Linked DNA regions of Homo sapiens: region 1 is linked to region 2. Evidence: chromatin loops called from intact Hi-C (ENCODE). Cell type or tissue: transverse colon. All regions are shown on one strand. Links, peaks and the distances in the headings refer to the core of each region. The heading gives the core; the rest is flanking DNA.

Evidence for each region. Hi-C counts contacts between places; a loop is a spot of excess contacts. Peaks named below come from ENCODE experiments on the same cell type or tissue, not always from the same donor. Only the 100,000 strongest peaks of a DNase experiment are listed, where the experiment ranks them.
Region 1: a loop joins it to region 2, with 14 times the contacts of the local background. A loop is called at or near these places in 3 of 110 quality-filtered maps.

What each region holds. Positions count from the first base shown.
Region 1 is chr16:68,748,499-68,764,408 of GRCh38, reverse strand. All of the region lies in intron 2 of CDH1 (cadherin 1), which reads right to left. Among named protein-coding and RNA genes, the nearest start is that of CDH1, 19 kb to the right of the region's middle. RefSeq lists enhancers at 5,528-5,672, 6,915-6,964, 7,009-7,153, 7,645-7,744, 7,738-7,882 and 4 more and cis regulatory regions at 5,600, 7,081, 7,810. In transverse colon, for the core only: no CTCF peak of the experiment used is centred there; DNase peaks (open chromatin) are centred at 8,008, 9,378, 9,838 and 11,618; H3K27ac peaks cover 6,525 bases.
Region 2 is chr16:68,819,815-68,829,383 of GRCh38, reverse strand. CDH1 (cadherin 1) reads right to left here. Exons shown (of 16, transcript NM_004360.5): 12 at 7,159-7,383; 13 at 5,758-5,985; 14 at 1,080-1,210. It also overlaps the pseudogene FTLP14. Among named protein-coding and RNA genes, the nearest start is that of TANGO6, 19 kb to the left of the region's middle. In transverse colon, for the core only: no CTCF peak of the experiment used is centred there; a DNase peak (open chromatin) is centred at 3,684.

The DNA of each region.
Region 1 (15,910 bases), core at 4,811-12,810, 70 kb after region 2:
GATGGGGATTCGCCATGTTGGCCAGGCTGGTCTCAAACTCCTGACCGCAGGTGATCCACCCGCCTTGGCCTCCCAAAGTGCTGGGATTACAGGCGTGAGCCACCATGCCTGGCCAGCTCCCATTTTAGACTGGTAATTCCACTCAGAGTTAGCCCTAAATGTCATCTGGGATGACTCCTCAGAGAAATCTGATGAAAGATGTAGACATGATCCACATCTGTGAACTGATCACACACACACCCCTTTGTCTACAACTTCGGGTAGCTTCATAGCCCATCCCCCACCAAACCCAACCAATAATCATCTTTTTTAACAAGTAAACAAACAAAAAAACCCATCAAATCTCAAATCTCTTGACTCAAAACCTCTGGGAGGGAAAGCCCCTCAAAGTCTCCACTTTTAAGCTCTCCATGTGTCCGCCATCCCCCCAACCAGCTCTGGCCCAGGTTTGGAAACCTGCTCTCGCCCAGGTTGTCCTTGCAGTGGGATCCAGGGACCACCAGTTCCAGCACAGGATGGGCTTATTTTAAAATGCAGATTCCTGGACTCACCCCAGACTTAAACATCAGAATCTCTAGGGGTGCAGTCTGCACTTGTAGTTAGTTTTGCAGGAGGTTTTGAAGCACATTAAAGACAGAGAACTGTTTCCTTGGACTTCACAGGGTTAAAATGTCAGACAGGCAAAGGCCTATAAACAACTGCTAATGAACTAATCAGCATTTCAAATCCTGGAGCTGACAACGGTAACCACTTTCCCAGAAGTGGGGGAGGAGGGCCGAGGGAAGGAGACCCCTCCGCAGATTTATTCTTCCCTCCCCTACTTCCAGGTCCCACAGTTGACTTCCAGTTCCCTTGCCCCTCTCACTCTGGGAGGTCCTCACCTTTCCTCAACTGCCTCAGCAGTTGCCTCTGCCAAGCCGGCTGTTCCTCTCTCTAAACCTCAGTCTCTTCATCTGTAAAGTGGGGAGGAGGCTAGGGGCCAATGGACTGTGGCCATAAGGGAATTTGAGGTGTAAACCCACTCCCAAGGCTCCTGTCCCATTTTCCCAGCTGAAATTGGACTTCTTCCCCCAGCACCCCCACCAGGCATTCTCCAGGATTGGCAGGCTGTGTTTGTTTCTCCCCTTCTGTCTCCAACTATAATGTGAATTCCACACATTGTAGGGAGTGGGGATTTTCTTCTGGCACAGGGTTGGCTCAACAGCCAAGAGTGAGTTGGAGTTTTGGGCTCAGTGCCTGGCTGGTACTAAGCACGCAAAACAGGAATAGCTGTCACCATAATTTCTCCTCAATGTAAAAAGCAGGGGAATTGAACGCTTTAAATTAAGCTACTTTTTACAATTGATTTATCTTCAGGAAGCAAATAGCCTTGCTGTGGGGAAGAGAGGAATCAAACTTTTTAAAGGTCCCTTACTGTTTAAAAAGATGGCCAGAGAGATCCATCTAAGCTCAGCTGGTTTGGGGCTTTTTTTTTTTTTTTTTTTTTTTTTTTTTTTGAGACGGAATCTTGCTCTGTTGCCGAGGCTGGAGTGCAGTGGTGCTCACTCTTGGCTCACTCCAACCTCTGCCTCCCAGGGGTTCAAGCGATTCTCCTGCCTCAGCCTCCCAAGTAGCTGGGATTATAGGCGCCCACCAACACGCCCGGATAATTTTTATGTTTTTAGTACAGACTGGGTTTCGCCATGTCGGCCAGGCTGGTCTCAAACTCCTGACTTCAGGTGATCCTCTGGCCTTGGCCTCCCAAAGTGCTGAGAATACAGGCGTGATCCACCATGCCCGGCCTGTGTTTTTGTTTTGTTTTGTTTTTGTTTCTGAGAGGAGCAAAATGTGATTGAAAGTTTTAGGAATCTGGCTTCCTCCTCTCCATTATAATGCACTCCCTCACTGCAAAAGTCCCCAAAAGATGGACATAAGTCACCTCCACTGGGGGTTATGGGGTAACCCTGCAGCCTAATCCTCCCACAGCAAAGAGCCCCTCATCAAACTACTCACTGAGTGGCAACTACATGCCAGGCTTAATGCTGGGGGCTGCGAATACTTCCCAAGTACCCAGCCTGGTGGGGGAGCATAAAGGAACCCAGGGGATCCCAACTGGCAAAGGGAAGGAGTAGGACGTATCCCGACACAGGCCTTGGGGATGAGGATCAGAGAAGGCTTCCTAGAGGTAGCAACAACGAAGATGGCCCTGAGAGAGAAATGAGCCAGGCAAGGAACACTGGGAGGTGTCCCCAGTGGAGGGGTCAGAATATGCCAGAGCCAGCAGCGCCATTGGAAATGGGAGTCCATGGCCCCACCCTGGGCCAAATGGAGCAGAAGCCCAGGGGAGGCCCAGACCTCTGTGCTCAGCTCAGAACCTGAGCAGGCAGGCCAGTGCCCATGCTACTAACCATCAGGCTCCACTGCCCAGAATGGAGAGGGGAGGCAGAACTGGCAGGAGGAGGCAGCCGGTGGATCTGGGCTAAAGGACCAGAGGAGTCCCAAGTGAAAGACAAAGTCCTGGTGATGGGTACAAGGCCCTCCACATGCTGCCACCCCCTCTGCCCTTCTGCCAGCCCCTGCCCCTTGATCACTGACCTTGCCCTTCTGCTCAGTGTCAGGGGTGTGTCTTTGCTGTTCCCTCCATCTAGAACGCCCTCCCCTCCGTCTAGAACACCCTTCCCTACCTAGTCACATGGCCTGATCCTTCACCTCTCTTGGGTCTTTGCTCAAATGTCCCCCTTCAGTGAGGCCTTCTCAGATCACCCTAGTACTTCCCAGCAATGCTCCATTCCGATTCATCTTTCCTACACACCTGTCTCCACTCAGTGCTCTAAATATTTTGCACATTGATTATGTTTATTGCCTGCTCCCTGCAATACCTGAGAATACAAATTCCATGATGGGGGACATTCATATGTGTCTGGGTCTCTGTGTCCGCCATTCACAACAGTGCTTGGCGCATAACAGCCCCTCCATCATTACTGAACAAACGAATGGAGGATAGACACATGGATGGGTAGGATGGGTGAGATGGGCACCTAGAAGCAAGCTTGAGGAGAAGGGGATTTGGGATAAACATGTGGGGGCAGGGGAGAGGGTATGGGATAGCCCAGCGGGGCTGCCCCAAGCCTGATGTATCAGCCTAGACCACTCAGGCCTCTCCAAGGGCTGCCCCAGGCAGCGGGAGGGCAGAGGACCTGCTGTCCGGGTTCTCCAAGTTCTCCCAGCTTGCTAGCCTTCAGGCCAAAAGGGCCTCACCCAACCAGCCACACTATTGTCCTTCTGCAGTCCTGCCAGGCTCTGTTGAGCCCTGTCTGCCTCAAAGGCCCTGTAGGAAGAACCAACGAGGGAGTTTTCTCACAGCCCCTACCCTCCTGTGTGACTCGAGGACCGGAAGTTCAGTTTCACTTGACCTATCTGAGTCACCATCCAAATATACCATCTGTCATATTCCTGTCTCCCAGTCTCTGCACAGGAGGTCCCGCCCCCACCTCTCTAGGCTTGGGGCATCCCCCTCTCAGCCAACAACAGAGGCTGAGAGTCTCCCCGTATTCCTGTTCACATACCACCCCACATCCCAGACTCCCCCTGGCCTCCCCACTCTGGGGAAGCTCCACCAGCTGACCCAGCCCACACAGTCCCACCCCACCTGAATTCTAAATGAGCCCATTGTCTGACGACTTGGCATCCCAGTGTTTTCTATCACCCCTGGGTCAGCTCCAAACTCCTGGAAACAAGGCTGGTAACTGACACAGAGCACACAGAAGGCACTCACACACTGTGCGGAAGAGAACTAAACCTCAAGGTGTGTGTGGTGGTCTGTGATATTATTAATAAAGACACCTTGCCCAGATTAAAGAGAAAGAATGGGGGAGAAACATTCTCCAAGGCCTGTTATAAAGGAGGGGCAAAATTCTCCAAGGCCTGTTATAAAGGAGGGGCAGGAGACGGTTATACTTTACAAGACAATTCACATTCCCATCTTTGGAAAACTAGAATTTAAAATACTTTAGAAGGGCTGGGCGTGGTGGCTCATGCCTGTAATCCCAGTGCTTTGGGAGGCTGAGTGGGGGAGGATCATGGGGTCAGGAGATTGAGACCATCCTGGCTAACACGGTGAAACCCCGTCTCTACTAAAAATGCAAAAAAAAAAAAAAAAAAAATTAGCTGGGCGTGGTGTTGGGCACCTATAGTCCCAGCTACTCAGGAGGCTGAGGCAGGAGAATGGCATGAACCCGGGAGGCAGAGCTTGCAGTGAGCTGAGAGCGCACCATTGCACTCTAGCCTGGGGGACAAGAGCAAGATTTCATCTCAAAAAAAAAAAATTAAAAAAAAAAAAAAAATATATATATATGGAATACTTTACAAGACAGTTCACATTTCCATCTGTGGAAAACTAGAATTTTAAAAACTCAGCCGGGCACGGTGGAAAAGGGGATTTTAGGGGCTGCATGGGTGGACCTTGGCATGAGGCTCCTTTCTAGGCCAAAGTGATGGATCTAGAATGGAAACATTCTTAGAAATAGAGCCGCTGAGCACAGGAAGGATAAAAGCCAGCCAGGGCGGTACACACTTTTCCTTCCCAGCTCCCCTAGCTGTAGAAGCTTCTGTTTATGATTTGGAAATGGAATTGTCAGGCCCGGCGTGGTGGCTCACGCCTATAATCTATAATCCTAGCACTTTGGGAGGCCAAGGCAGATCACCTGAGGTGAGGAGTTTGACACCAGCCTGGCCAAAATGGTGAAACCTTGTCTCCATTAAAAAATACAAAAATTATCTGGGCATGGTGGTACGCGCCTGTAATCCCAGCTACTTGGGAGGCTGAGGCAGGAGAATCGCTTGAACTCGGGAGGCGGAGGTTGCAGTGAGCCAAGATCGCACCATTGCACTCCAGCCCAGGCAACAGAGCAAAATTCCATCTCAACCAAAAAAAAAAAAAAAAGAAAGAAAAGAAAATGGAATTGCCATAGTACCTAACTCTAAAGTTGATGCAAGGATTAAAAAAACAAGATCATACATGAACAGTTGAGTACTCAATCAATAAATGAATGCAACGACTATTGTGGTCATTGTATAACAATACTATTATTATTGGTAGAGATGGGGGTCTTGCTATGTTGCCCAGGCTGGTCTTGAACTCTTGGGCTCAAGCGATTCTCCTGCCTTGGCCTCCCAAAGTGTTGGGATAACAGGCATGAGCCACTGTGCCCCCTGTAATCCCACCACTTGTCGGAGGCTGAGGCAGGAGGATTGCCCGAGCCGAGGAGTTTGAGACCAACCTGGGCAACACAGTGAGACCTTGTATTTTTCAAAATAAATTAATTAAATGTAATTAGCTGGGCACGGTGGCTCACACCTGTAATCCCAACACTTTGAGAGGGCTAGAGGGGCAGATCATCTGAGGTCAGGAGTTTGAGACCAGCCTGACCAACATGGTGAAACCCCATCTCTCTAAAAATAGAAAAAATTAGCCAGGCATGGTGGCAGGCGCCTATAATCCCAGCTACTCAGAAGGCTGAGGCAGGAGAATTGCTTGAACCCGGGAGGCGGAAGTTGCAGTGAGCCGAGATGGCACCAGTCTGGGCAACAGAGCAAGACTCCATCTCAAAAAAAAAAAAAATTGCACTCAAATGGATGTTGGGTCAAAGGAGCGTCTTATTCTTTAGGAGGTCAAGAGCAAAGTGATAAGGGGGTATCACTCTTCCTCATACTCAATCCTCTGTGGCTCCTTTGACACTTACACTACCCGCCCCCCGCCCCATGCTTTTTCACTCCCTTGACACAAGTCTAAAGCAGAAACATCTAATGAGAAAAACTAATTTGTTTTTTTAGAGATCGATTCTTGAGACATTGACCAGGTTGGAGAGCAGTAACTATTCACGGGCACAATCAGCATGCACTGCAGCCTCGAAACTCCCAGGCTCAAGTGATCCTCCTGCCTCAACCTCCCAAGTAGCTAGGACTACAGATGTGTACCACGGAGCCCAGCCAATAAAAACTAAATGAAGAGTGGTTGCTACGTACCAGGCACTGGAAGCACTTCGCACATGCTAACTCATTGAATCCTCATTGCAATCCTTTGTGGTAGGGGCTATGTTTATCCCCTTTGTACAGGTGAGGGGACTGAGGCACAGAAAGATTAAGAAACTGGCCCTAGGGAATTCCCATTTGGGTCTCTCTCTCTCTCTCTCTCTCAAAAAAAAAAAAAAAAAAAAAAAAAAAGAAATAAAAAGAAGCCTACCCTAGGCAAAATGGGGTGGGGTTGGGATAGAGGGGAGGGACACAAAAAAATTTGAAAAAAAAGAAAGAAACTTGCAGGCCAGTGCAGCAACTCACATCCGTAATCCCAGCACTTTGGGAGGCTGAGGCGGGCAGATGGCTTGAGCTCAGGAGTTCAAAACCAGCCTGGGCAACATGGCAAAACCTCGTCTCTACAAAAAATACAAAAAAAAAAAAAAAAAAGATTAGCCTGGAGTGGTGGCATGCACCTGTAGTCCCAGCTACTTGGGAGGCTGAGGTGGGAGGATGGGGATGACTTGAGCCCAGGAGGCAGAGGTTGCAGTGAGCCAAAATTGTACCACTCCACTCCAGCCTGGGTGACAGAAAAAGGCCCTGTCTCAAAAAAAAGAAAGAAAGAAAGGAAGGAAGGAAGGAAGGAAGGAGAGAGAGAGAAAGAAAAAGAGAGAGAGAAAGAAAGAAAGAGAAAGAAACTTGCCCAAAATCACAGGAAAAGTAAGGGTCCAGTTGGGATTGGAATCCAGGCAATCCTGCTGCATTCCACCCTCCCAGTTCATCTTCTCTAAGAGAAGCTCATAGGCTAAAAGAGAAATAAATGCTGAAGAGTCAAATCTCTGTCAAAACCAGAAATGAAACCTCACATCTGGCAAGTAAAATGTGGTTTCCTAGGTTCAACAGCTTCCCAGGTATTTAAACACTCCCATGGTGGAAGTGAGAGGATTAGCAGAAAGAAGAATGAAAAATCATAACCAAATTACAAAGCCCAAAGAAAAATAAGTACAACTTACAGGAAGTTTCAAAATCAAAAACTCAGCTGGTTGCCATGGCTCACACCTGTAATCCCAGCACTTTGGGAGGCCAAGGTGGGCGGATCACTTGAGGTCAGGACCAGCCTGGCCAACATGGTGAAACCCTGTCTCTACTAAAAATACAAAAATTAGCCGGGCATGGTGGCGCTGGCCTATAATCCCAGCTACTCGGGAGGCTGAGGAAGGAGAATAGCTTGAACCTGGGAGGTGGAGGTTGCAGTGAGCTGAGACTCCAACACTGCGCTCCAGCCTGGGTGACAGAGCAAGACTCTGTCTCAAAACAAAACAAAACAAAAATCAGAGACTCAAAATACAGCTCTGAAACATCCAAAAACCTCAAGGAGTAGAAGAGGGCTTTGTTTTGTTTTGTTTTTTGTTTTTGAGAGAGCGTCTCGCTCTGTCACCCAAGCTGGAGTGCAGTGGTGCAAAACGCAGCTCACTGCAGCCTTAACCTCCTGGACTCAAGGGATCTACCTGCCTCAGCCTCCCATGAAGCTGGGATCACAGGCACACGCCACCATGCCTGGGTAATTGTTTTTGTATGTAGAGACAGGGTTTCCCTTTGTTGCCCAATCTGGTCTCCAACTTCTGGGCTCAAGCAATCCTCCCACTTTGGCCTCCCGAAGTGCTGGATTACAGGCATGAGCTACCGCACCCGGCCTCTTTTTAAATGCAGACTTGAGACAAGAAGGCAAAAGTTACAAGAAATACAACCACAAATTCTATTTTCTCCAGAAAATTTAGTCATGATTACAAGCCTGGGAGTTAGGTGGTAATGAAACCAGCCACATGAACGTCACCAAGCAGCTGTTATTTCTCCAAAACCTTTTAGCACGAAGCTAACAGAGACGAGATCTAGGGCTAGTATCTCCTGGGACTTATGAGTAAGAGCCGGCACCTAGAGTACCTGTCACTATAGAGGGTGATGTCACCGCTGATTCAACCTGATATTGAAAAACCTTACCAGGAGAGGCCTCTCAATGTCGGTGACTCAGGGCCCCACCCCACCTGTTCATAAAGTAAGTGCCCAGGTGTTTGCCTCACTGCTTATTCAAGGGATGATGTTTTCCAATAGGAAAGCCACAACTCTCCCCACCAACAAGTTGGTCATCTTGTTCCCTTTTTCAAACACTCCCACATAGTTGTGGTGAAGAATTTGTTGGGGAGGAAGCCTCGTACTGAAGGTGAGATTCCAAAGTAAGTACCAGGTCCTAGGAACACTCGTATACATGCACAAAAAAAAAAAAAAAATATGCCCTAAATGATGCCTGTTTAGAAAATATCATCCCTCTGCAGGAAGAATCTTTAGAAAACTCGGCTAGGCACAGTGGCTCATTCATGCCTGTAATCCCAGCACTTTGGGAGGCCGAGGAGGGCTTATCACCTAAGGTCAGGAGTTGGAGACCAGCCTGGCCAACATGGTGAAACCCCGTCTCTACGAAAAATACAAAAAGTAGCCAGGTGTGGTGGCACATGCCTGTAATCCCAGCTACACCGGAGGCTGAGGTGGGAGAATCGCTTGAACCCGGGAGGCAGAGGTTGCAATGAGCCGAGATCAGGCCACTGCACTCTAGCCTGGGCAACAAGAGCAAGACTCTGTCTCAAAAAAAAAAAAAAAAAAAATTTAGAAAACTCTGCTGGAGCAATATTCCTCTTGGGCAACATGCTGAGGGGTGGGGAGTGGCTTGGAATGAGCATTATTTCCTGGTTTGAATCTGATACCCTTTAAAGGAGATGTTCCTAAAGTGGCAGGTCAAAAGAGAAAGATAAATAAATAAAAAATGAAGGAGATGTGAAAATGAGCCCTCAGGATTCCTTCTCTAGAAAATGCCTGGCCTGGCCGGGCATGGTGGCTCAGACCTGTAATCCTAGCACTTTGGGAGGCCAAGGCGGGGGTATTGCTTAAGCTCAGGAGTTCGAGACTAGCCTGGGCAACGTAACAAGACCCTCTCTATTTATTTTAACAAAAAATTTAAAAATTAAAAGAAAAATGCCTGACTAGAGAACAGTCTTTTTCAATGACATGAATATAGACTTGAATGTAGAAGTCCAGTCCCCTCAAGATACAGTCCAATTCTATTTTTTTTTTTTTTTTTTTTTTGAGACAGAGTCTTGCCCTGTCACCCAGGCTGGAATGCAGTGGTACGATCATGGCTAAACCTCCCAGGCAGCTTCAACCTCCCAGGCTCAAGTGATCCTCTCACCCCAGCTCCCAAGTAGCTGGGACTACAAGCATATGCCACTACACCTGGCTAATTTTTGGATTTTTTGTAGAGGCGGGGTTCTATCATGCCCAGGCTGGTCTTGAACTCCTGGGCTCAAGAGATCTACCTGCCTTGGCTTGGGATTACAGTCATAAACCACCACACCCAGCTGACACAGTCCAGTTCTAACATCTATTGAGCACCTCACTTCTTCTTCTTTACACAAATGCCATCCTTCTTAGTGATGACTGCCCCTAAATTTCTCCACCCCAATGCATAGTTTTTATCACCCTTCCTGCTGAGTTTTATTCTTTCTTCCATACATCACCATCTACCTGTCCCCTCCAATTAGAAGAGAAATTCCATGAGGACAGGGCTTTTTCTCTGTTTGGGCCCCGCTGCATCCCCAATGCCTAGCAGAGGGCTTGGCAGGTGCTCAGCACAAATTCATTAAGTGAATGGACAGACAAATACCTCTGTCACCTGAGACCTTCAGAGAAGGAATGATCCATCCCTTTCACCTGGCTGCTCACAGACTGTTCTGTGAGTTGCCTTTTCCTGCTATAAAGAGCACAGACTTTGGAGTCCAACAGCCACCAGACATACGGCCAGGCTCTCCCACTTCCTGTGTGCATGACACACCTGTGTGCATGAGGGTTACAGGAGATGGCATACGGGAAGAGTTCAACATACAGAAAGCACCGCTCAATACACTGTTGCTTATGATCACAATACAGAGTACAACAACAAATACTTTTCTTTTTTCTTGAGACAGTGTCTCACTCTGTCGCCCAGGCTGGAGTGCAGGGAGGCAGTCACAGCTCACTGCAGCCTTGACCTCTGTGGTCTCAGGTGATCCTCCCACCTTAGCCTCCCAGGTAGCTGGGTCTGCCAGCTCATGCCACCAGGCCTGGCTAATTTTTAAAAATCTTTTGTAGAGACAGGGTCTCCCTATGTTGCCCAGGCTGGTCTCAAGGGATCCTCCCACCTCAACATTCCAAAGTGCTGGGATTACAGGCATGAGCCACTGTGCCCTGCCGAATAATTTTTTTTTTTTTTTTTTGAGACAGAATCTCGCTCTGTCACCCAGGCTGGAGTACAATGGCTCACTTGGCTCACTGCAAGCTCCACCTCCCAGGTTCAAGCCATTCTCCTGCCTCAGCCTCCCAAGTAGCTGGGACTATAGGCGCCTGCCACTACGCCTGGCCAATTTTTTTTTGTATTTTTAGTAGAGATGGGGTTTCACCATGTTAGCCAGGATGGTCTCGATCTGCTGACCTCATGATCCGCCTGCCTCAGCCTCCCAAAGTACTGGGATTACAGTCGGCCACCGTGCCCTGCCCCTGCCAAATAATTTTTTTTTAAGTATGTCTCAAATATTGCATGGGACATACTTATGCTAAATATTAGCCATCGTTTATCTGAAAGTCAAATGTAACTGATAGTCCTGTATTGTTATTTGCTAAATCTAGCCACACTACCCATTAAGCCATTACCCTGCTGAAGGCAGGACAGTCTAGGTTACATAAAGATTTGTAAGATGTGCCGGGCGCGGTGGCTCACGCCTGTAATCCCAGCACTTTGGGAGGCCGAGGAGGGCAGATCACGAGGTCAGGATATTGAGACCATCCTGGGTAACACGGTGAAACCCCGTGTCTATTAAAAATACAAAAATTAGCCGGGCATGGTGGCTAAAAATTAGCTACTCAGGAGGCTGAGGCAGGAGAATCGCTTGAACCTGGGAGGCAGAGGTTGCAGTGAGCCAAGATTGCACCACTGCCCTCCAGCCTGGGTGACAGAGGGAGACTCCCTCTCAAGAAAATAAGAAAAAAAAAAGATTTACAAGATGTTGCCCTACAGTACTCTCTCATGAATATTTATTGATCAGATGGATTTTGAAGCCATGAGATTTTTATCTTGGCCGAGATCTGATTAAGCAGGCCTTGCTTTTTTTTTTTTTTTTTTTTGAGACTGAGTCTCGCTTTGTCGCCCAGGCTGGAGTGCAGTGGCGCGATCTCAGCTTACTGCAACCTCCACCTCCCAGGTTCAAGAGATTTTTGTGCCTCGGCCTCCCGAAGTGCTGGGATTACAGGCGTGAGCCACCACGCCTGGCCGGCCTTGCATTTTTGTCTTTGAGCTTTTTGCGTCTCTCATCAAGCTCTTTCCAGGCTCCTCTGCACTGCCAAAAACTGGAAGAACAGACATCGGTTCTTGAACAATTCATGGGTCTGAAGGATGCTGAGATACCCAGGGGGCAGGTGTTGGGTGTATCTGAGAGCCTTGCTCAAGGAAGGTGTTACCCACACAATAGGAAACCAAACAGATGGCTCTGGCGGGCTCAGATATCTGCCTAGATTTTGATCTGGTGCTTCCTTACACTCAGAAGTGTGGGGTAGAAATGGCTCATCTGACCTTTAGACTCCAGACTGCAAGCTGTTTTGTGACAAGACAATTAGGTAAGGTTACATCAGGGGTGTGCAGAGCTCAGAGAAACTGGGGAGTGCCAACCAGAGGCACACGCCCTGAGAACACCCCTCCTCCCTTCTCTGTGGCTAATACATAAAGCCCTGTCTTTAAAAAAAGAAAAAAACAACTACAGTGAAATATCCTCTAGAGAGATCTGTTTAGTCCTGTCTGTATTAAATACACTCTGAAACCTCTCATTCATTCATTCCTTCGGATACTTACTGAGCCCTTATTATGTACCAAGCACTATTCTAACTGCAATTCAGCCCAAGTACAAAACAAAAGACATTAAAAATCCCTGGCCTCCTGAGGCTTCTGTTCTAGTGGGAGGAGACCCGCAGTGAACAGGAGAAATAAGTGAAATACATAGCATGTTAGACAGTGAAAAGTACTAGAAGAAAATTAAGTAAAAGAGGTGGGGAGGGCTGAGGGCAGGGTTTACTATCATAAATAGGGGGTCCAGATTGGGTGTGGTGGCTCACGCCTGTAATCGCAGCACTTTGGGAGGCCAAGGCGGGTGGATCACCTGAGGTCAGGAGTTCAAGACCAACCTGGCCAACATGGTGAAACCCAGTCTCTACTAAAGATACAAAAATTAGCCAGGCGTGGTGGCACATGCCTGTAATCCCAGCTACTTGGGAGGCTGAGACAGGAGAATTGCTTGAACCCGGGAGGCGGAGGTTGCAGTGAGCCGAGATCAAGCCACTGCACTCCAGCCTGGGTGACAGAGTTGAGACTCCATCTCAAAAAAAAAAAAAAAATACAAAAATACAAAAATTAGCCAGGTGTGAGGGCAGGCACCTATAATCCCAGCTACTCTGGAGTCTGAGGTTGCAGTGAGCAGAGGTCAAACCACTGCACTCCAGCCTGGGTGACAGAGCAAGACTCTGTCTCAAAAAATAAATAAATTGGGCCAGGCACGGTGGCTCATCCCTATAATCCCAGCACTTTGGGAGGCCGAGGCAGGTGGATCACCTGAGGTTAGGAGTTTGAGACCAGTCTGGCCAACATGGTAAAACCCTGTCTCTACTAAAAATACAAAAATTAGCCAGGCGTGGTGGCCCATGCCTCTAACCCCAGCTACTCAGGAGGCTGAGGCAGGAGAACTGCTTGAACCCAGGAGGCAGAGGTTGCAGTGAGCCGAGATTGCGCCACTGCACTGCAGACTGGATGACAGAGTGAGACTCCGTCTCTAAATAAATAAATAAATAAATAAATAAGGGGTTCAAGAAAGTCCTCCCTGAGGGCGGGAGTGACATTTAAGCAAAGGCTTGCAGTCTTTTCAGGACAGAAAAGAGTGAGCTGTGCAGATATTATGGGAATGGTCACAGCCAGTGCAAAGGCCCTGAGGTAGAAGAGTGTGTAGTGTGTTCTAAGTATAACCAGGAAACAAAGTTGTTGGGCAAAGTGAGCATGCAGAAGAGTGGGAAGAGATGAGGACCCCAGGTACATGAGTCAAAGGACAGATCAGTGAAGCCTCAGAAGTCATAGAAAGGACTTAGGCGCTTATTTTGTTTGAAATGGGGAACCATGGGTAATTTGGAGCAGGCGTGATATTTTCTAACTTAATTTTAAAAACCATCAACTCTGACTGATGGATGGAGAAAAGACTGGCTTGGAGGAAGGGGAAGGAATAAGTGGGGAGACCAGGAAGGAAGCTGCTGCGACAATGAAGGTGAAGACATGCTGAAACTTCTCTTTTGGGAATAGAGAAACAGCTGGGCGTCATGCCTGTAAATCCAGCACTTTGGGAGGCCAAGGTGGGAAGATCCCTTGAGCCCAGGAGTTCCAGACCAGTCTGGGCAATATAGCGAGATCCCTTTTCCAAAGAAAATTTTAAAAATTAGCCGGGCATGGTGATGTGTGTCTGTATCCCAGCTACTTGGGAGGCTGAGGTGGGAGGATTGCTTGAGCCCGGGAGGTCGAGGCTGAAGTGAGCCAAGATGGCTTCACTGTACTCCAGCCTGAGCGACAGAGACCCTGTCTTAAAAAAAAAAAAAAAAAACCAAGGAGAAAGAAGGTGTACAGGCGTACCTGAATGCCAAACCACAGAATCAGGTGCTCTTCTTCTTCTTGAACTTGCCCAGGTCAAATAAATTTGAAAGGCTTTTGGCTTGTTACAAGCTCTCCTAATTACAAAGCCAGCTAATTATTATCTAGAACTTGGCCAATTATCCCACGGGGTCCTGAGCTGGCCACCGTTTATGATCTTGCTCATGTGGAACAGGTTCAACCCTTCTAGGCAGGCCCCATTAGGTCCCAGTAGTAACTTTCCCTCTTTCAGCAGCAAGAGCCATGCCCCAGATGCCTGCCTGGCCAAGCGGCTTGAGTAGGTCTCATTTGGAACAAGAGTTTCTTTAAGGCGGTTTCCCTGTCCCTACACTCCCAAGTCTTGAAGGCCAATATAAGTGGATTTTCTGGGACCCAGAGAGTTGAAAGAGACCGAAAGGAAGAGAAGCGCTGTTCAGCTAGCATTTATTTGGAAGTGAAGGTCAAGAGGGAAACCGGCTGAAACTGCCCATAAGCAAAAGACAAAAGAGGCCTTCCAAAGGCAAAAAAAAAAGCTGAATTCTAGCATCACAATCAAAATTAGTGAGAGGCAGGCCAGGCCTGGTGGCTCACACCTGTAATCCCAGCACTTCGAGAGGCCAAGATGGGAGGATTGCTTGAGCCCAGGAGTTCAAACCACTGCACTCCAGCCTGGGCAGCAGAGCAAGACTCTGTTTCTTAAAAAAAAAATCATAAAATAAATAAAATAAGTGAGATGAAAAAGGTACAATGACAGCTTCTCCGAAGGGAAGAAGGGAATTCGTTTCCTTTAGAAAGATGAATCAAGTCCCACTGGAGATGCTGAGTTTGGCGTTTCCTTTAGAAAGGTGAATCAGGTCCCACTGGAGATGCTGAGTTTGGCAACAGTGTAGTAGAGGGAACAGGATGAGAGACCTGGTTTTGGAAGGAGAAAGGCCTGGCCTGCAGCCCCAGCACTGCCATCACCTGGCGGGGTGACTTGGTGGCAAGCAGTGCAACCTCTGAGCCTGATTCCTCTTCCACAGTAGGGGATGATGAAAATTCCCACCTTGGACTACAGGGAGGATTAACTGTCAAGCGTGCAAGGTCACTGGCAGGACCCACTCTCTAACCCTGTGCAAATGGACACAAATAGTTGTCTTTCATCTGCTGGCCACCTTCAAGTAAACACTCTCCAAACAAACACCTTCTATGATTTAATCCTCCAGCGTGTGAGGTCTCTGAAAACTCTCTGTATCTATTGACACAAGATTAAGGAAAAAAGATCACTATCCTATACAAATCCTTCTTTAAACTGGTACTTCACATTATTCCAAGCACAGAGCTGACATTCCCAAATACCCCTTTGAAAACTCCACCTCTGTGTCCTTCAGACACTCAAACTCAACATATTCCTCACCAAAAACTAATTTTCCTCCCCTGAATTGTTCCTCTTTCTCCTCTGTTTCCAGTGTTGGTCCAAAGGAACATTCTGGAAGCTGCTGGCATTACTTCTTGTTTAGAACCACTTAGTTGCTGGAAACCTTCCCCCAAATCAAAACTGTCTATTGGTAGGGCACGGTGGCTCATGCCTGTAATCCCAGCACTTTGGGAGGCCAAGGCAGGTGGATCACCTGAGGTCAGGAGTTCAAGACCAGCCTGGCCAACTGATGAAATCCCGTCTCTATTAAAAGCACAAAAATTAGCCAGTCATGGTTGCAGGCACCTGTACTCAGCTACTCAGGAGGGTGAGGCAGGAGAATCGCTTGAACCCAGGAGGCAGAGGTTGCAGTGAGCCAAAATTGCACCATTGCACTCCAGCCTGGGCGACAAGAGCGAGACTCCGTCTCAAAACAAAAACAAAAACAAAAAAAACTGTTTTATCTTCAGACAGGCAGGCACATAACACCTCTCCCAACCTCTTTCTCAAAACCTCCACTGGGACAGTGGGAACCGACTGTCTCTAAACGCTGATGTGCAAATGGATCACAGTCTTTGTGGAAGGCAATATCTGCCAAAATTACAAATGCACATACCTGGACCCAGCAGGCTCACCTATGGAAATTCATCTTCCAGATACACCAGAATGTGTAGAAAAAAAATGTATATCCCAGGTTACTGTCTGAAATACTGTCTCCTAAAAGATAGGACACTACCCAGTGTCTATCTATCAGGGACTGGCTAAATAACCTATGGTGCATCCATACC
Region 2 (9,569 bases), core at 15-8,014:
ATCACTGTTTGGCAAATATTCACTCCCTCCCAACCCCAGCTTGTGAGAAAAGTATACATCCATCGATCTGGGGCTTTGTTGTGTGACTTGCTTAGCCAATGGGACAGTAACATATGACACAGGCAAAGGTCTGAAAGGCACCAGCTTCTGGTACAAAGATGAGACTTGCATGGAACAGACCTGGACACAATTCACAGGTTAGAGCCATTCAGCTAAACTCTGCCTAAATCTGCTGAGCCCCAGCCATCCTACAGATTCTCATGAGCTTAGATGAGACCAGCAGTTGCTCCAGCTACCCCACGGTACATGAGAAAGATACGCATGTTGTGTGCCGCTGAGATTCCACGATTGGTTGCTCTATTGCTCACTGATACAATATACGTGGTATCCCCAAACTAGACTTACAAGTCCCTGAAATCTAGAACAATATTTTTCTCTGTACACCCACCTCCCTATGTTGTATGGAGCTCAGTAAATTGTGCCTCACTCTGTGGCCTCAGTCAAAAACAGGACTCTGTAATAGACCCCCATGGATCCCTTTCTATAATAAGTAGGCTCTCCAAGACACTGAACAGTTCCCTGGACAACTCCAGGGTAAGATGTTAAGATCATCTCCAAAATCAGGAAATACAGAGGGACTGAAGGTATAACCATGACAGAAAAGGAGTTTGGTCTAGCTAAAAACTCAAAAGAAACAAAGCAGACCAGTTGTTCTATGTCAAAGAGAATCTGGCTGAAGTTCACGTCCAGAGAATGGCAATGAGGAAGGCAGGCTCTGAGACAGACCATTTAGCCCTGTCGCTTCCTAGCTGTGTGACCTTAGCCAAGTTACTGAGCTTCTCTGTGCCTCAGCTCGCTCACTGAGGTGCAGAACAGTATGCGATCAATAAATGTTAGCTGTGTTGGTGATGATGTGATGATGATGATGGTCAATGACAATGTCTACTTTCTTGGGTAAGGCCTTAAAAAGATAATATCCAAAGTGATTCAGAGCTGTTTCAAATGCCTACCTCTTACTAATCATTGCTTCTTCCGAATAAAGAGATCACCACTGAGCTACCAAGGTTTTCAAAACCCACCTGGTCCTCTTCTCCGCCTCCTTCTTCATCATAGTAATAAACGTTGTCCCGGGTGTCATCCTCTGGGGGCAGTAAGGGCTCTTTGACCACCGCTCTCCTCCGAAGAAACAGCAAGAGCAGCAGAATCAGAACTGGGATGGTGGGGGAGACAGAGCAAGTGTTGAGAGCCAAAGATAAAGAAGGCCAGAAGCAGCAGCTATCACAGAGCACCCCTCATACCAGACAGGGGGCAGTTAGACAGCCACTAGCTGCCTTCAATACACTTGAAGATGTCAATCCACGTGACACTCACATCCCTGAAGTCGGTATGTACAGTACAACATAGTAGACAGTGATATGTGAACTCAAGCATGGTCCTTAACTTTCAGATGGGTTTTAAACTCAATCACTGTCATTTTCCCAAATCTGGGGGAAAGTGTTCCAGGCAGAGGAAACAGTAAGGACAGAGGTCCTGAGGCAGGAGGAGCATGTTTGGTGTGATGGAGGGAAGGTGAGGAGGCCAGCATGGCTGTAGCAGGGTGCATGAGGGGAAGAGACATGGAGAAGAGCTCAGAGGGGCAAGCAGGGCGGGAGGGACATATGGGCCACTGTGAGGACTTTGGCTTTGATTCTGAGTTGGAGCCATTGAAGGTTTGTGAGCAGGGCTCCTAGGTTAGCCCAAATGTGATTGATACATAACCAGCTATGGGGAGTGGGACAGAGACTATAAAATTGCCTGGTATGTTCTTATTTTCTCTTAAGATAGAATCATGTAAGCAAGCTTTAAAATCTATTTAACTTCCAAGGCTTAACACAAGGGTTACATTTGATCTTGGGATTATTTCTAGGATATACACAATTAACATTTAACTTTAAAAAAAAAATCTCTAAAGCAGCCAGAAAGAAACCACTTAACTTAGAAAATACATATATTATTCACTGTGAATGAAAAAAAAAAAGATTCCATGTGTTTTCTATCCATGGGTGCCCAAGTACCTATATACTGTACCCTATGAAGCATAATCTTTATTTATTTATTTATTTATTATTATTTTGAGACAGAGTCTCACTCTGTTGCCCAGGCTGGAGTGTAGTGGCGCAATCTCAGCTCACTGAAACCACCACATCCTGGGTTCAAGTGATTCTCCTGCCTCAGCCTCCCAAGTAGGTAGGACTACAAGCACCTGCCACCATGCCCAGCTAATTTTTGTATTTTTAGTAGAGACAGGGTTTCACTATGTTGCCCAGGCTGGTCTCAAACTCCTGACCTCAAGTGATCCACCCACCTGGGCCTCCCAAAGTGCTGAGATTACAGGCGTGAGCCACCACGCCCGGCCGAAGCATAATCTTTAAACAGGAGGTTGCATAAACTTGGGGAAAAGATTTCTCAGATGTACCTCAACTACCTATTTCTAAAACCAGAAAAATGCCAGAAACCTTATCCAGATAAACAGCATAACTCCCTTGTCCATGATTCATCAACAAGAACACTGAATTGGCTGCACAGGGAGACAGCACTGAACAAGACTATAGGAGCTACACAGTCCCCATCCATGCAAAGCAAGAGGCAGTTTACCGTTTCCAAAATGACCCCTCTTATCAGCTGTGCCAGAAGCCCAGTATCCGCAGGCTCTGAGAAAAAGCCTGGCACAGAGTAAGCAATCAAACATTGGCGGAAAACATGAAAAGCTTCAGATCTCCTGGTGTCTCTCTAGTAATTTTTTTTAATAGAGATGGGATCTTGCTATGTTGCCTAGGCTGATCTTGAAACCTAGGTTCAAGCAATCCTGCCACCTCAGCCTCCCAAAGTGTTGAGATTATAGATGTGAGCCACCGTGCCCAGCCTCTAGCACATTTGTGCCCTTAAGAAACAAGAAATTGGCCGGAGGAGTGGCTCACACCTGTAATCCCAGCACTTTGGGAGGCCAAGGTGGGAGGATCACTTGAGCTCAAGAGTTTGAGACCAATGTGAGTAACATAGTGAGAACCCATCTCTAATAAAGAAAGAAAAAATAATCATAGAAGTTAAAAATACAAGAAATTGAAATTGAACATCTGAACTCTGGCATTGCCTCTGTTTTAAATGTTGCTCTACATGGGAATCCCCACCCCCAGTGTCTAAAAAAATACATACCCATAGCAAATTTAGGTAATCCTATTTAAAAAAAAAATATTTCAAGTATAACTACAATCTTTAAGATTCCCTGGCTGGGCACAGTGGCTCATGCCTATAATCCCAACACTTTGGAAGGCCAAGGTGGGAGGACTGGTTGAGACCAGGAGTTTGAGACCAGCCTGGGCAACATAAGGAAACACTGTTTCTACAAAAAAATATTAAAAAATTAGCTGGGTGTGGTGGCTCATGCCTGTGGTCCCAGCCACCCAGGGGTCTGAGGTGGGAGGATTGCCTGAGCCCCGGAAGTCAAGGCTGCAGTGACCTGAGATCTGAGATCACTCCACTGCACTCCAGCCGGGCCCACAGAATGAGAACTTGCCTAAAAAAAAAAAAAAAAAAAAAAAAAGATTCCCTTTAGAATGAATGTACTGGTCAGTAACCACTATACCAAAAGCAGACCAGGCCACTGAAATGTAATTTGACTAGGAAGTGGGCAGGCAGGGCTTGTGTTACCCTGCCCAAGGCAATGATGAATTAACCTAATCTCATGGCACAATAAAGCCATGTAAAGCCTGGCAGGATGAAAGTCCAGAAGGCTTGCTCAATTCTCAACAGCACTATCCTTTTCTTCAACTTTGGGAGGACACCAGGAGGGGGCAGAAGCAAATGGGATGCCCAGCAGACATTTCTGGAAGGTTGAAAGGCACCCTCTCCTGGAGTCCACTGAGGCAGCAGCAGCAGGATCAATGGCACCCATGCTCAATCTAAATTGAAAACCCTAGATTTGGTCCCACTGCTCCCTCCAAAATTCTTTTTCCATTCCCACCAGCTTGGCCTGGTCTCTGCTCTTCTAGGAGTCTCCTCAAGCCTCTGCTGTGCTTTGCTAGGAGGGGAACCTTCCTAAATACCCATCTGCCTGTTGGAATTCTACCAGCCCCTGTGGCCTAACCACTTACATCTTCCACAAAACTGTCCTTGAGACTCAATTAACAGCCTTTTCTGACTACCCTGACTACAAAGGCATTCATGAGCTGGACCACCCCTTGCAGTCACTAATTATATATGATCTTTAAACATTTCTTTTAAAAAATTTTTTTTAATAAAAAAATGTATTTTTTATTTTTATTTTGTAGAGACAGTCTTGCTTTGTTGCCCAGGCTGGTGTCAAACTCCTGGCTTCAAGCAATCCTCCCACCCTGGTCTCCCAAAGAGTGAGCCACCATACCAGGTCAAAGGTTTCTAATTGACTTGCTCTCATTTGCTGTGATAATCATTTGCTTGCTCTTCCATCATTCACATGTTTAAAGCCCTACCAGAGTTCTGATGTAGTGCACTCCTCCATATGGATACTTTGTCTTTTGATGCACATAGTCTGTTTTCATCGCTAATTTATTCCTTTAATAGATTCAGTACTTTCTCCCTGTGTGTAAATGATAAAAGTATTTACCTTGACCATAACAGCTCCTGTGTCACCCCTAGGGCTCACTCCAGGTGGGCTCCAATGGAAACAGGTTTAAGGACTATGGCAGAAACTGCCAATTTTCCTCAGCATCCTTTTTCTCCTTTATCCTTTTAGTCATTGACACTCACTGCTCACCCTACACTCCACCCCTACTCCATGTCAATTTTCAATTGTAAGTAGAAGCTTCCAGGTTCCCTTGCAGCTAGATGTGGCTGTGTTTGGGCCAATGGTATATAAGTGGAGGTGATATATGCAACTTCCAGTCGTTTGGCCTCCACTTCCTCTGTTATCCCCTTCCCCAATCTAGGATGGAATGTAGAGGTGGTGGTGGTGAGCTGGCTAGCTTAGACCACGCTGATGAGGGCAGCCCCCAAGGTCTTGCTACTCTGCCTATGGTCTAAGGAACTGCAACATCAGTACCGCCTGGGAGCTGGTTAGAAATGTAGAATCTGGCCGGGTGCGGTGGCTCAAGCCTGTAATCCCAGCACTTTGGGAGGCTGAGGCGGGTGGATCACCTGAGGTCGGGAGTCTGAGACCAGCCTAACCAAAATGGAGAAACACCGTCTCTACTGAAAATACAAAATTAGCTGGGCGTGGTGGCACATGCCCATAGTCCCAGCTACTCAGGAGGCTGAGGCGGGAGAATCGCTTGAACCTGTTAAGCAGAGGGTGCAGTGAGCTGAGATCACACCATTGCACTCCAGCCTCGGCAACAAGAGCGAAACTCCATCTCAAAAAAAAAAAAAAAAAAAAAAGAAATGCAGAATCTGTGGCCCTATGCCAGACCTCCTGGATCAGATTTCCCAGTTCAAAAAGAGGCCCAGATGATTTGTATGCTCTCAAGCTTGGGATGCACTGTCTTGAAGAATGAAAAGAGACAAGGTAGAAGAAACCTGGGTCCCCTGTTGACTTCATGGCCTTCCCATCTTAGACCATTTACCTCTGAAATGTTCAGTAAGAGACAAACTTCTATTTTATGGAGGCTGGCATAACTTGGGAGTCTCTTTCCCACATCAGCTAACCTATATCCTTATTAATATAAGAACAAAAATCATTTCCAGGAAATAAACCTCCTCCATTTTTTTAAGTCAAAGGCTGAGTCACTTGCCAGCTGGACTTACTTAGCAAAGCAAGAATTCCTCCAAGAATCCCCAGAATGGCAGGAATTTGCAATCCTGCTTCGACAGGCTGTGCCTTCCTACAGACGCCAGCGGCCCCTTCACAGTCACACACGCTGACCTCTAAGGTGGTCACTTGGTCTTTATTCTGGTTATCCATGAGCTTGAGATTGATTTTGTAGTCACCCACCTCTAAGGCCATCTTTGGCTTCAAAATGATAGATTCTTGGGCTGGAGAAAGCAATAAAAAGAAATGATGAGACCAGGGGAGGAAAATAAAAAGCTCATTCCAGAATAAAATTGCTAGTGAACTAAAGACACCCGCAAGCCGAGTGAAGAGAGCAGAGCTGCTTGGGTTTTATTTAGGTATGTACTTTTTTTTTTTTTTTTTTGCTGTAAAAAGCTTTATTTCCATTTGGTCTAAGGCTTGGGAGAGGGCTCTAGAGTTGGTTTAAAAAAGCTGCCTAGTGGCTGGAGGGAGAGGCTTAGGCAGAGCGGGGCTCTTCAGATGTCGCTGGGTTCGGTAGGCTCCCGTGTGCCTGAGGGTGAACCTTTTTGCCCAGCCCGGCCTGGAGGCCGGCTGGCCTGTGAAGGTTGGTCAGGTGGTCACCTATCTTCTTGATGAGTTTTACTTTTTCATCTAGGAAGTGGCTCTCCAGGAAGTCACAGATATGGGGGTCTGTGCAGGTGGAACCCAAGGCATGAAGATCCAAAAGGGTCCAGTTCAGGTTCTTCTCCAGGGCCAGAGTGACTTCCATCGCACCCAGGGTTTTACCCCATTCATCTTTACATGGCTTCTGGATGTCCGGGAAGACAGTGCGGCCGCCACACTGGTTTTGCATTTTCAAGGGACACTCAGCGCCCTTGTGCTTCTCCTTGGCCAATTTGTGGAAGAAGTGGTGCACACCTTCCAGATCCACATCGTCATGGTGGAAATAGAAGCCCAGAGAGAAGTAGGTGTAGGAAGCCCATATATGCAAATTGACCAGGCAGTTGACAGCTGCCTCCACCTCGGTAGAATAGTTCTGATGAATCTGGGAGCTCACGATTGGTTGGCAAGAAGGAGCTAACCACAAAAATGGTGTTGTTTGGTCCCAGGAGCAGGAGGTAGCAGAGAAGATGGTCCTGGTTGCAAGTGGAGAGGGGAGTGGAGGGTGGCTAGAGGCTGGGAGAGGGAGCCCTGCTTGGGTTTTAGATTACTGGGTAGCATGCTACAAAGTTAGATACCAGGAAAGGAAAAAGACCTTTGGAGCAAGGCCTCAAAGACAGAAGGGACAAGGAAGCAAGTATCAATGGAAGGGGTGACATCTAGAAGTTGAGAAGGGAAATTGAAAGGTGGGGATCTGGGGGAAGGGAAGCATGGCAGTTGGAGCAAAGTTGCCAAAATAAAACTCAGGTACCCACTTGGGTCGTTGTACTGAATGGTCCAGTTGGCACTCGCCCCGTGTGTTAGTTCTGCTGTGAAGGGAGATGTATTGGGAGGAAGGTCTGCATCAATGATGTTTATGACCTGAGGCTTTGGATTCCTCTCACAGAAGAATATAGTTCGAGGTTCTGGTATGGGGGCGTTGTCATTCACATCAGACAGGATCAGCAGAAGTGTCCCTGTTCCAGTAGCAACTGGAGAACCTAAGAGAAAATACACAGAAAATGTGGCAGCTTGGCAACAGTAATGAATCCCCATTGCCTTCCACCAGACCAAGTCTAGATCTTGTCCTGGCTCTTCAGTGGTCCCTCACCAGGCCCCACTCCACCCGCAGAACCTCCTGTCCCACCAATCCCAAAGGACCTCCACTCCCAGGTGGGCAGGTCTCTGGCCGTTTTACACAGACAACTTATTCCCACCTTGATAACAATTATTCAAGTTATTCCTCACACCAAGAACACACTCCTCCTTCTTCACATATCGTTATTCATTCACTGAATTTTAACTACTCCAAGAAGTCCTATTGCCTGCCTGTTGTTTCCCTAGTTCTCCTTTTTCTGCACTTTCCTGCCATTTGAGGTCATTAACAAAGCATTGAGTCTTTTTATTTATTTTAATTTTAAGCCTGACTAGAAGCTTAAAATCAAAGGGGATGAGTTGGGTCTTTTGAAGTCTCTGCAAATTGGTTTTCAAAATAGATTGGGGAGTTCACATACGCTTTTTTTTTTTTTTTTGAGGCAGAGTCTCACTCTGTCACCCAGGCGGGAATGCAGTGGCATGAACACAGTTCACTGCAGCCTCTACCTCCTGGGCTTAATCTCCCACCTCTGCCTCCCTAGTAGCTGAGACTACAGGCGCATGCCACCATGCTTGGCTAGTTTTTAAATTTTTTTTGTAGAGAGGGGGTCTTATCATGTTGCTCAGGCTGGTCTTGAACTCTTGAGCTCAAGTGATCCTCGCATCTTAGCCTCTGAAAGTGTTGGGATTATAGGCGTGAGCCACTGCGCCCAGCCCATCCACACTTCTGTTTGCATTTCTTTTATATCTTGACACAACACGGAGCATATGGTAGTAGGAAAAATTGGTACCCAGGGAACTATCATCAATATTAGTATACGATACGGATACAAAACAACAGAAGAATCCATCTCAAACCTATAAATAGATATGTCTAGATGGCATGACTGTAAATTTTTAAAACTTTTTTCTCATGTAAATTTTATTTTTTAACAATGAGCACACGTCATTTAAAATTAACTCAAGGAGGCCAAGCATGATAACTCATGCCTGTAATCCCAGCATTTTGAGATTATGGGCAGTATGTTGCCCAGGCTAGTCTTGAACTCCTGGCCTCAAGCCATCTCCCACCTCAGACCCCCAAAGTGTTGGGATTACAGGTGTGACCCTAGCACCCAGCCTATAAATGTATTTAAATACACAGAAGCAGTCTGGAAGGACCCACACCTAACTGATTTAACACCTAACTAATTTCACCCACATGGGTATTAACATTTTTCAGGTAAAGGAATTGAGGGACATAAAAATTAAACAGCAGGCCAGGCACGGTGGCTCACACCTGTAATCCCAGCACTCTGGGAGGCCAAGGTGGGCAGATCACAAGGTCAGGAGTTCAAGACCAGCTTGGCCAATATGGTGAAACCCCGTTTCTACTAAAAATACAAAAAATTAGCTGGGCGTGGTGGTGCACACCTGTAATCCCAGCTACTTGGGAGGCTGAGGTAGGACAATTGCTTGAACCTGGGAGGCGGAAGCTGCAGTGAGCCAAGATTGCACCACTGCACTCCAGCCTGGGTGACAGAGCAAGACTCTGTCTCAAAAAAAAAAAAAAAATTAAACAGCAAATCCAAGGTCACACAAGTATTAAGCTTTGGAAATGGATTGTAAACCATCATTACCTGGTTCCCTTAGGGAAGGAATAAAGAGTGAGTAGTGAAAAGTAAGTTCTGTTTGACCAAAATTACTTGAAAAAACAATTTTTTTTTTGGAGACAGAGTCTTGCTCTGTTGCCCAGGATGGAGAGCAGTGGCGCAATCTTGGCTCACTGCAGCCTCCACCTTTCAGACTCAAGCAATCCTACCACTTCAGCCTTCTGAGTAGCTGGGCCTACAGGTGCTCACCAACACACTCAGCTAATTTATGTACTTTTTGTAGAGACAGGGTTTTGCCATGTTACCCAGGCTGGTCTTGAACTCCTGGGCTCAAGTGATCCTCCCACCTCAGCCTCTCTAAGTGCTGGGATTACAGGTGTGAGTCACCGTGCCCAGCCCACTTGAATTTTTGATAATAAGAATGCCTTTGTTTAAGAATAAAAGAGAAATCTTTTGCAGCAACATGGATGAAACTGGAGGCCATTGTCTCAAGTGAAACG